Regions from separate parts of the Homo sapiens genome. Here region 1 is linked to region 2. Evidence: read pairs that join two places in POLR2A ChIA-PET (ENCODE). Cell type or tissue: HepG2. All regions are shown on one strand. Links, peaks and the distances in the headings refer to the core of each region. The heading gives the core; the rest is flanking DNA.

What was found. ChIA-PET counts read pairs that join two places held together with the same protein. Peaks named below come from ENCODE experiments on the same cell type or tissue, not always from the same donor. Only the 100,000 strongest peaks of a DNase experiment are listed, where the experiment ranks them.
Region 1: POLR2A ChIA-PET joins it to region 2 with 7 read pairs; 2 of 35 experiments call an interaction of 5 or more read pairs at or near these places.

What each region holds. Positions count from the first base shown.
Region 1 is chr7:94,916,027-94,921,468 of GRCh38, reverse strand. The region is part of intron 2 of PPP1R9A (protein phosphatase 1 regulatory subunit 9A); the gene reads right to left. Among named protein-coding and RNA genes, the nearest start is that of PPP1R9A, 11 kb to the right of the region's middle. In HepG2, for the core only: no CTCF peak of the experiment used is centred there; no DNase peak of the experiment used is centred there.
Region 2 is chr7:95,027,370-95,031,998 of GRCh38, reverse strand. The region is part of intron 2 of PPP1R9A (protein phosphatase 1 regulatory subunit 9A); the gene reads right to left. Among named protein-coding and RNA genes, the nearest start is that of PPP1R9A, 120 kb to the right of the region's middle. In HepG2, for the core only: no CTCF peak of the experiment used is centred there; a DNase peak (open chromatin) is centred at 3,128.

The DNA.
Region 1 (5,442 bases), core at 877-4,876, 110 kb after region 2:
ACAGATCTTTTTTTTTTTTTTTGAGCCGGAGTCTAGCTCTGTCGCCCAGGCTGGAGTGCAGTGGCGCCCTCTCAGCTCACTGCAACTTCCGCCTCCCGGGTTCACGCCATTCTCCTGCCTCAGCCTCCCGAGTAGCTGGGACTACAGGCGCCCGCAACCACGCCCAGCTAATTTTTTTGTATTTTTAGTAGAGAGGGGTTTTCACAGTGTTCGCCAGGATGGTCTCGATTTCCTGACCTCGTGATCCGCCCGCCACAGCCTCCCAAAGTGTTGGAATTACAGGCGTGAGCCACCGCGCCCGGCCTCAAAAACAGATCTTAAAAACTAACCAATAAACCTGCTTTTCCCTCTCCTCTGTGGACCCTAACCATGAAAAGAAAACTCTTCACAAGCCTGAAAAGGTACCTCTGACTGTGAGTACTATTTAAGATTGTTATATTGAAGATTAGACAATTTTCTGATATGAATGTAGCCTCCATGAGGCTGTATACTTACATATTTTTAAAAGAGGAGGAGTAAAAAGAAATTTTTGGAGGAGAAATCCGAGGTGAATAAAAGAGAAAAGACCATCTTACTATACAGCAACAGACTCAACATGCAGGTCACTCAGTTTCATAGGGTCATGCCAGTTCAAAGGCATCAAGACAGAAATACCAAAGACCTAATCCGCAAGATTCTCACTGCTTATTCCTGTAAAGAAACCTTCATGGTCATGACTCTATTCACCTTTTTGACCCTTGCCAACCACTCTATGTCCGAATCTAGCCCTATATATTTCAACTGGCATGGAAAACAACTTGGAAGATTAGCTTTCCCCGGCACAAAACTCATCTGACTTATAAAAGAGGGCAGGAGACTAACAGATCTGTGAGCAGTTTCATTTACCATTATCCATAAATACTTGGTGAACAGTTTTAACTCCACAAATACTTTTTAAAAATACCAATGAAATAGATTAAGTAAGCAAAGAACAAAACTTTCCTCCTAAAATATAAAATTTCCTGATATCTTCATACTGTATTTCGCTGTCTTCTTTGTAAGGATATGTGCATGAGAAAGAGTAAGTTAGGCTGAAAACCGGGAACTGTAAAAAAAAAAAAAATTATCAATATTTCAATCATGTTGAACTGTGCTATGAAGCTATTTCCAGAGCAAAAGTGAGTGAAGCAATTAATATGTCAGCAACTATATTACAAAACATTTCTTTCTTTATTCTTAGTTTCCTCAGCAGGGTGTTTTAACATATAGTTAAACCCATACTTTCAAAAGTCAAGTTGCTCTAAAAATCCACTCTATAAAATTGTGCTCCCATGGACTTAATATTTTACTCATTTTAAGGTTTCTACTATAATCTATAGAATTATTGTTCTCAAGAACAATTTAACATAAATTTTTCATTTTGATATTTCAACAAAAGATGTCCAGAATTTTCTCTTTGAAATCATAGCACAAATATTTATGATTATGGTATAGTACAAATATGTTTAAGACACAGAGAATTACAGGATGGTAAAGCCGAGAAACAATCTTAGTGATAAATTACAAGTAAGACAGCCTCAATTACAGGTAAGAAATTCAAGGCTTCAAGAGGCACACTTGTCCAACCTGACAGAATATCAAGTACCTCTCGATGTTACCATTATTATTACTAGTTAATGATATTTAATAGTAATATAGACTATATAGTAATATGCTCCAACAGACAATACATAGTAAACTAAATAAATATCTGCTTCAAATCACTCATCTTATAGATGGTTACAGTACAGATAATAGCATGTAGGCACAGGAAATCTATATCGAAATATTGAAGGATGAGAAAAAATTTTAAAGTAGTGAAGCTGTCCGTGAACAATTCCAATCAAAGTAAAAGAATAAGGAAAGTGACAATATAAGAGAAGTAGGATAGAAATAAGCATCAGATTATTAGAAAAGGAACAGGATTCCTTCACGCTATAAAAAGACCAATGTAAAGATGAAACTCAGCATCAATGCCACTTGTACCTTTAAAGAAACCCTATGTTGGCAGGACATGGTGGCTCACACCTACAATCCCAGCATTTTGGGAGGGTGAGGCAAGAGGGTCACTTGAGCCCAGGAGTTCAAGACCAGCCTAGACAATATAGCAAGACCCTGAATCTACAAAAAAAAAAAAAAAAAAAAAAAATGTAATTATCCAGGCACTGTGGCACACACCTGTAGTCCCAGCTACTTGGGAGGCTGGGGCAGGAAGATCCCTTGTGCGCAGGAGTTCAAGGCTGCAGTGAGCTTTGATCGTGCCACTGAACTCCAGCCTGAGCAACAGGGCAAGACCCTGTCTCTAAAAGGAAATAAAGAAACCCTATGCTGAATCAAACACTCATGCTTCATGTGTAGCAATTTTAGATTACATTAAGAGAAGTGCGGTGTCCCACGCAAGGGAGTTGTTCAGCCATCCTCTCAGCCACATAAACCTATTCTTCCTCAGTTATACATTTCATTCTTCTTGAATCCTACTGTCTCCTCAGCTTCATGTGTTCTTCCTCTCTATGAAACACATAAAATGGCAGATAGCATTTGTTGCTCCCACATCATGCCACTTAACTTTTAGACCATATCACCAACCAGAAGAAAATTCTTTATGCCATTGCTCTCTAGACTTTCCTGTAGTGTGCTATCCTTTTGATATCTTAAATTTAATATATTCCAAGCCATACTCCTATATTCTTCTTCAAGTCTCCTATATTCTTTTTTAAAAGCATTTGTAAGAAATGTCCAGAAGTAAGTCTACAGAAAAAGCAAGTCAATTACTGCTTTCCAGAGGATGAAGAAGGAAGGGGAATTGGGAATGACAATTCACAGACACAGGGTCTCTTTCTAGGATGATGAAAAAGTTCTAGAATCAGATAAAAGTGATGGCTGCACAACACTGTGAATATACTAAAAACCACTGAATTGTGCACTTCAAAGTGGTGAACTTTGTTACCTGAATTTTATCTTAATAAAAAATTGCAAATTAAAATTAAATAAAAAGAAGAGTGAGTGCACCACCTCCCTACACACACCAGCATGCCCCTCCTTCTAACTTTCCTTTTACCTTCCAAAGTAATAAACTCTCCATCGGTAGAATTATTCAAGCAGAAGCTGAAACATCATCTGTCAGGAGTATGCTACTGAAGGGCTTCCTGAAGTGACTGGGAAATGACGCTAGATTACCTTCAAGTATATTTCATCTCTAAATGTCTATGTCACAAACTAAAGAGATGAGAACCAGGAGAAAACTGTAAAAGTGACCAGAAGAAAAACTATAAAGCATAACTTGAAAAGTTTTCTTCCTTTTCAAAACCATAGCTATAGAATATAATGAAGCAAAAGAACAAAAAGAAAATAGGTCCAAATGAGAGCATAGAAAATCAAGAAAAATATCAGGTAAATTAGATAACAGCATAAAAAGCAACAATCTATAGTAATGTTTGTTTTGTTTATACAGAATTTATCCCACATCTAACTATATTTCTCTATGAAAATTCCTAAACTTGTTTTCAAGTGGTAGAGAAAGTGTTAGAAAAAAATCTAATGCAGATGAGATTTCAATCAAATTACTTGTAATGGGCATATTAACTGGGTTAACAAGGTAAACGACACATGGATAACATAACACAAAGTGATTTTCCTCCAAATTTGGCATCTTATCTTTCAAGTACATGAACCCAACAATTAGTGTCATTTGTGAGAAAGTTTAGAGGGAACACAAAGTATGTATGATCCAAAAAGCAAGCAACTGCTGGGCACAGTGGCTCATGCCTTTAATCTCAGCACTTCGGGAGGCCAAGGCAGGAGGGTCGCTTGAACCCAGGAGTTCAAGACAAGCCTAGACAACATAGTGAGACTTCATCTCTACAAAAAAAAAAAAAATAATAACAGGCATGGTGGCGCTTGCCTGTAGTCCTAGCTGCATGGGAGGCTGAGGCAGGAGAATTACTTGTGCCCCAGAGGTCAGGGCTGCAGTGAGCCATGACTGCATCACTGCACTACAGCCAGGGTGACAGAGCAAGACCTTGTCTCAAAAAAAATTAATTAAATTAACAAAAAACAAGAAACTTTAAATATTTCTATTACAAATAAATACCAGTAAACATCTGAAATAATCTGCTGTCAAAAGAATCCCTTTTTAAACACTAAATGATCACTGTTCAGTTTAAAAGTATAGCTATACCTCTGGATTTTAGAAAAGGGGTTCATTCAACAAATCTTCATTATTTGATTTTACAAAGTATATTAAAATATTTGACATATTTCATTTACCTGGTTATGAAGCATAGGTCATAAAACATAAAAATTTAAAAGGAAATCCAATTTAAATGTTATACCATCGGCTGGGCACAGTGGTTCACGCCTATAATCTCAGCACTTTGGGAGGCCAACGCGGTCAGATCACTTGAGGTCAGGAGTTCGAGACTAGCCTGGCCAACATGGTAAAAACCCTGTCTCTACTAAAAATATAAAAATTAGTCTGGAATAGTTGTGCATGCCTGTTGTCCCAGCTACTCAGAGGGCTGAGGCCTGAGAATCTCTTGAACCCAGGAGGTGGAGGTTTCAGTGAGCTGAGATCGTGCCACTGCACTCCAACCTGGGTGACAGAGCAAAGCTCCCTCTCAAAAAACAAAAAACAAAAAACAAACAAAAAAAAAGTTGTACCATCAAAGTTATCCAAGAAAAGCAAGTTAAATCATATGACCATTCTTATACTAAGTTTATTAATTTACACTTGCAAAAGAATGAAAGAAATGAAATTTCTGATTCCATTAAAAACTTCTTCCTCCCAACTTTTTATAACTAAAAACTTAAACCACACAAAGAGCCTAGGATGTGACTTTTTAATGACCCAAATGCCTTGAGTTAAGGATAATAATCCACTTTGGGATCCAGAAACAGAGTATTCATGCACTTTACAAGATTATACCTTATTTCATCTTCAGAGAATATTATTCCACCCAACCAGATATAGCAGCCCATCTGGAAAGGAAATTTATTACATGTTGCTTCCCTAACATGCTATGGCCAGCCACTTTCAGAAGCCAGAAGATTGTACTTCAAATTCATATTCCAAAGAGTGATCTCTTGATCAGCGGCATCGGCACCACTTGAGAGCTTGTTAGAAATGTAAAATCTAAGGTTCCCCTCCAGACATACTGTTAACGTGGTTTTCCTGTATTATTTCAGAATATGAAATTCTATTATAGAGGTAAACAAAACTAATGGGATGGATGAAACACTTAAGAAGTGATAATCATAGATGGTAAATAAACTAACAACTTATGAGACAGAGGCAACACTCAGGCTGGGCCAAGTATTGATAATGAGAATGCAAGCTGGTGAAATGAAGGCAGTCAGCAGATGCGTAATAAATAGGTAAGCTGGGAGTAAGACATGACAACAATAAAATAAATAGAAATTATGATA
Region 2 (4,629 bases), core at 630-4,629:
TCACTTCTGAATACAGATAGGGTACAGTAGAAATAATAGGAAACAGAAATCCGAGGTTTTGCCTCAGGCATTTACTAGCTGAGTGACTGACTGACTGACTACAGATGACTTGGACCAGTCTAGTTGAAATAATTTAAGGTTATCTTCCCATTTCCATAATTACATATGAATTAGTCCTTCAAAAACTATATACTATTTAAGGTTCTATATTGACTTTTCTTTTTTTTTTTTTTTTGAAACTGAATCACCAAATCTCACTCTCTTGCCCAGGCTGCAGTGCAGTGATGCAATCTTAGCTCACTGCAGCCTCCGCCTCCCAGGTTCAAGTGATTCGTCTGCCTCAGCCTCCTGAGTACCTGGGATTACAGGTGTACACCATCAGGCCTAGTTAATTTTGATATTTTTAGTAGAAACGGCATTTCACCATGTTGGTCAGGCTGGTCTTGAACTCCTGACCTAAGGTGATCCCACCCACCTGAAACTCCTAAAGTACTCGGATTACAGGCATTAGCCACTGTGCCTAGCCAGTTTCTATAATACTGATTTTACAGCAAAGATTTTATTAAAGATCCAATATTATGCCCAAGATAAATTAAAATTATCACTTTATGAAAGGATTCCAAATAGGGTTTCTTTAAATAATTTTCCCAGAACTTATATTTTTACTTATTAGAGGTAACGCTTTCTGTATACCTTCCTAAAAATGTTAGAAATTTAATGTTACATCTAAGTTATACATTCAGCTGCCAACGTTAGGAATTAAATGTTATATTAAGTTATTCCTTCAACTATCTCCTACAACTGATTAAAGTAAACAAAAGGAAGAACAAGTTTCCATAAGACAAAATTGAAAACCAGTATTATGAATCCAGTTTTGGGTAGACACATTCAGGTAAACGCAAGGTTGATATTCAATAGTCACACATGGGTTTCTGCCCTACTTGGCCATCAGCTGCTGTTTAATAGAGGGCCCAACTACCCCTTTCCCACACGAGGTTCCCAGTCTCCTCTCCCAGAATCCCTGAATAAGCCACCTGCCCTATATTCCCCACAACTCCACAACTAAAGAGCGAAACCCCAGGAGGAAAGGGCAGGCCCAGTATGCTGTTCCAGTCCTGAATCCTTGGTGCCTATGCCACATAGGTTGTTAAATATTTGGAATATCACCCTTGGGTAAACGCTATGTGGGTGAAATATACTTTATGCCTTCTAAAGGAAGAGTAAGAGATTTAGTGGATCTGACTTCAAATTTTTCTATCTCTTTGGTTGAGTCGATCAAATTACTGGCAGCTTTATGCATGTAGGTAGGCAACGTTGCTCCCTGTTCTTTTTGGGGTTACCACCTCTTTTTTCTTTGTTGTCATTATAATGGTAAGAACTTCAGAGCTAACACTTGGACAGGAAAACTCAGTCCAAAATATTTGCCTCTAGGAAATCAGACATCTAAAAGTATATGTCAGTCTCTTTCCCTGATCTCAATCTGTGCAAAATTAAAAAAAAAATTAAAAGATTACAAAAATGTTTTTCAACAAAACATATCAAAATGTACAGTTTTTCTCTACAGTCTCAGAGGAACTTAACGGAATAGTAACTACTGGCTATCTAGAACACCACCAAATGCCAAAGAGACTGTCAGTTTGATTCAACTTGCTAATTAAAGTGAACTAAGATAACATTTGAAAGATGTTTTTAAAAAGTGTTTTACTAAACACTTGTTTACTTATTAAAAATCTTTCTAAATATTTCTCATTTGGATCTGACCAGCTACACTGTGATATATGTTATTAACACTATTTCACAGATGAGGATATTGATGCTCTCAGACATTTGCCCAATATTACTCTGCTGTTAATTAAGAGAGGGCACTGTGCACAGCAAAAGAAGCCTAAGAAGTACCCTAGAGAAACTTAAAATTCTAACTAAAGGACGAGCTCAAAGGGCTAAAATAGAGTTAGCGATGAGATATACGTCTTTGGAATCTCTCTTGCACTGTCATTACCATATTCATCCTACTGCAAAGGCGAGAGCCCTAGTACCTGCAACAGCCATGATGCTCAAGTTAAGCCTGCTGTCGCTTTAAAACAATAACATGTAAACTTAGTAAATGTACCAATCATTTAGTAAAGTAAATGCCAACTAAAACGGCAATGTATGTCAGTTTTGATTCACTAAGATATGCATCAGAAATATGAAATCAAACACATGTCTAAAATAATTTTCCAAAAAGCCAATAATGAGTGTGATAGGAAAGACATGCTTCAAAATAAAATTTTCTTCCCTGGGATTTATTAGATAAAATTCCCATTTAAAAATTAATTACAATAATTCCAGCAGTAGCATGATATAAGTCTCCTATCCCTAATAGTTCTTTACCAAAGTTATTAAGTGGAAAAATCACTTTACAACACACAAGTTGTCTTCTGTAATTACTTAAGACTAAACAGACCTTCTGGGCTCCCTTCATTCACTGATGGTTAAACAGTTGAGCAATATTTTAATATACATTCTATGTAATTGCACAGAATTTTAACATCATAAGCTATTGCCTGGAATCAATTATCTCAATCACAATTTCTCTAATTGTTTTTCCAAATATTTTTTATAAATCAAAATCTGGTCTACTTCCAATGGACTCAAAACTTGCTTACAGTTCCAGAACACAAAAATTTCCATTAAGTTAGGACTTACTACACAACAATAATAACAATAACAATAATACATTTCAATTCATGTTTTCATACCATCTTTTAAAAAGTAGCTTGGCCTCCCATAAAACACTTCCTCACCCTGTGAAAAAGATTTGTGACAGAACAGTGTGAACAAGGAAAGTATTTGGTGCAAAGAATATACGCGGCCTCTGTATGTTAACATTTATCAATGCTACAGTGTCTAGGATATAGTCTAGCACCTACACTCCAAAAGGCAAAAATTATTAAATGAAGCTCTTCAAACAGAAAGGCTCAGCTGTGACATATGCACCAAAAACAGGAGTTCTATTTTCCTTGGCTTTAAAAAAAAATCACTTCTGAGAATTTCTTCTGAGACCAATCTGCAAATAGACTTTTCACACTGACCTCCTTGTTTGTCCAAGCAGGTCTAAAGAGTGAAACCACAAGGTTCAATCAGTTAAGCTATCTTCCTGCTTTAGGCTCCACTCAAAGAGGGCTATTATGTCAATGCAGCCCTGCTACAAACAACTTCTGTAGGTGTTTAATTTCTGTCACCAGGGAACATCTGTCTATGGAATTTGTTTGTATGTATTAAATAGGATGTTCTTTACGTAACAAGCATAATAGAGTAAAACATATGCACATTCTAAGAACTTTAAACTTCATAAAAAGCACTTTTTCAAAAACTTCCCCACTTATGCTCCACATTCTATTCAGCCAAGTGAACACACATTATTTCCTCTAGCCCTAAAATGTTACCTAATATTTATTCCATCACACGATTTCTAATAAAACTTACCTAGATTACATGTTAATATATGCAATTACATGAACAATATATTAATAAAATGTGTTGTGTTAATTTTTAAATTTCCCTTCAGCAGAGCATTTGAGATTGCTATTCTAATTCCAAATATATAGTAAGCAATATGAATTCATTTTTATGAAAGAAAATTTCATATTTCTCATATTTCATTTATACCCCTGATTAGAAATATCAGTTATTCTAGGCTGAGTTTTCATCTTTGGGCAGCTGCTTTCTGTTTGTCCAACTTTGCATTACTAAATTGATCTAAAATCATCAAAATATTCTCTAAAAGGATTACACATGAGTTGTATGATTAAATATACTTGATTTCTCTACAGTATTGTCTTCTGAGGTGATTCTGAATCCTGAAAGACTCATTTATCCATAATCACAATACAGAATTTTAGTCACAGAAGAACCTTTGGTGATATGAGACAGCCCTAAATTTATGGTTGAGAAAAGTGAGGCTGAATAAAATGAAAATAATTTTATGTTATCCTGAAAACGAATATATGTCACTCAATGGACCTAAAAGTAAATACACAGGCAGGTCATTCATGAAGCCACAGCACAAAAAAACAAAATACATAAATCAAATACAGTCACATGAGGCATGCAGCATAAAGAGGTTTTGGCTGACAATAGACCACAAAAATGAGGGTGGTCCCATAAGATTATAATACCATACAGTAATTTTACTGTACCTCTTCTATGTTTAGATATATTAAACTATACAAATACTTACCATCGTGATACAACTGCCAACAGTATTCAGTACAGTAACATGCTGCACATGTTTGTTGCTAAGAGCAATAGACTAAACCATATAGCCTAGGTGTGTAGCAGGCTATATCATTTAGGTTTAAATAAAGTCCATGATGTTTGCACAACAACAAAATCACCTTGAAGCATCTCTCAGAACGTATCCCCGTCGCTAAGTGACACATGACTATAAAAATGTAGCTCTTTTCAAGAGAGGCTGGCAAGATAGCTGAATAGGAACAGCTATGGTCTGCAGCACCCAGCTAGATCAACGCAGAACGTGGGTGATTTCTGCATTTCCAACCGAGGTACACAGCTCATCTCATGGGGACTGGTTAGACAGTGGGTGCAGCCCACTTGGGGCGAGCCGAAGCAGGGTGGGGCATCACC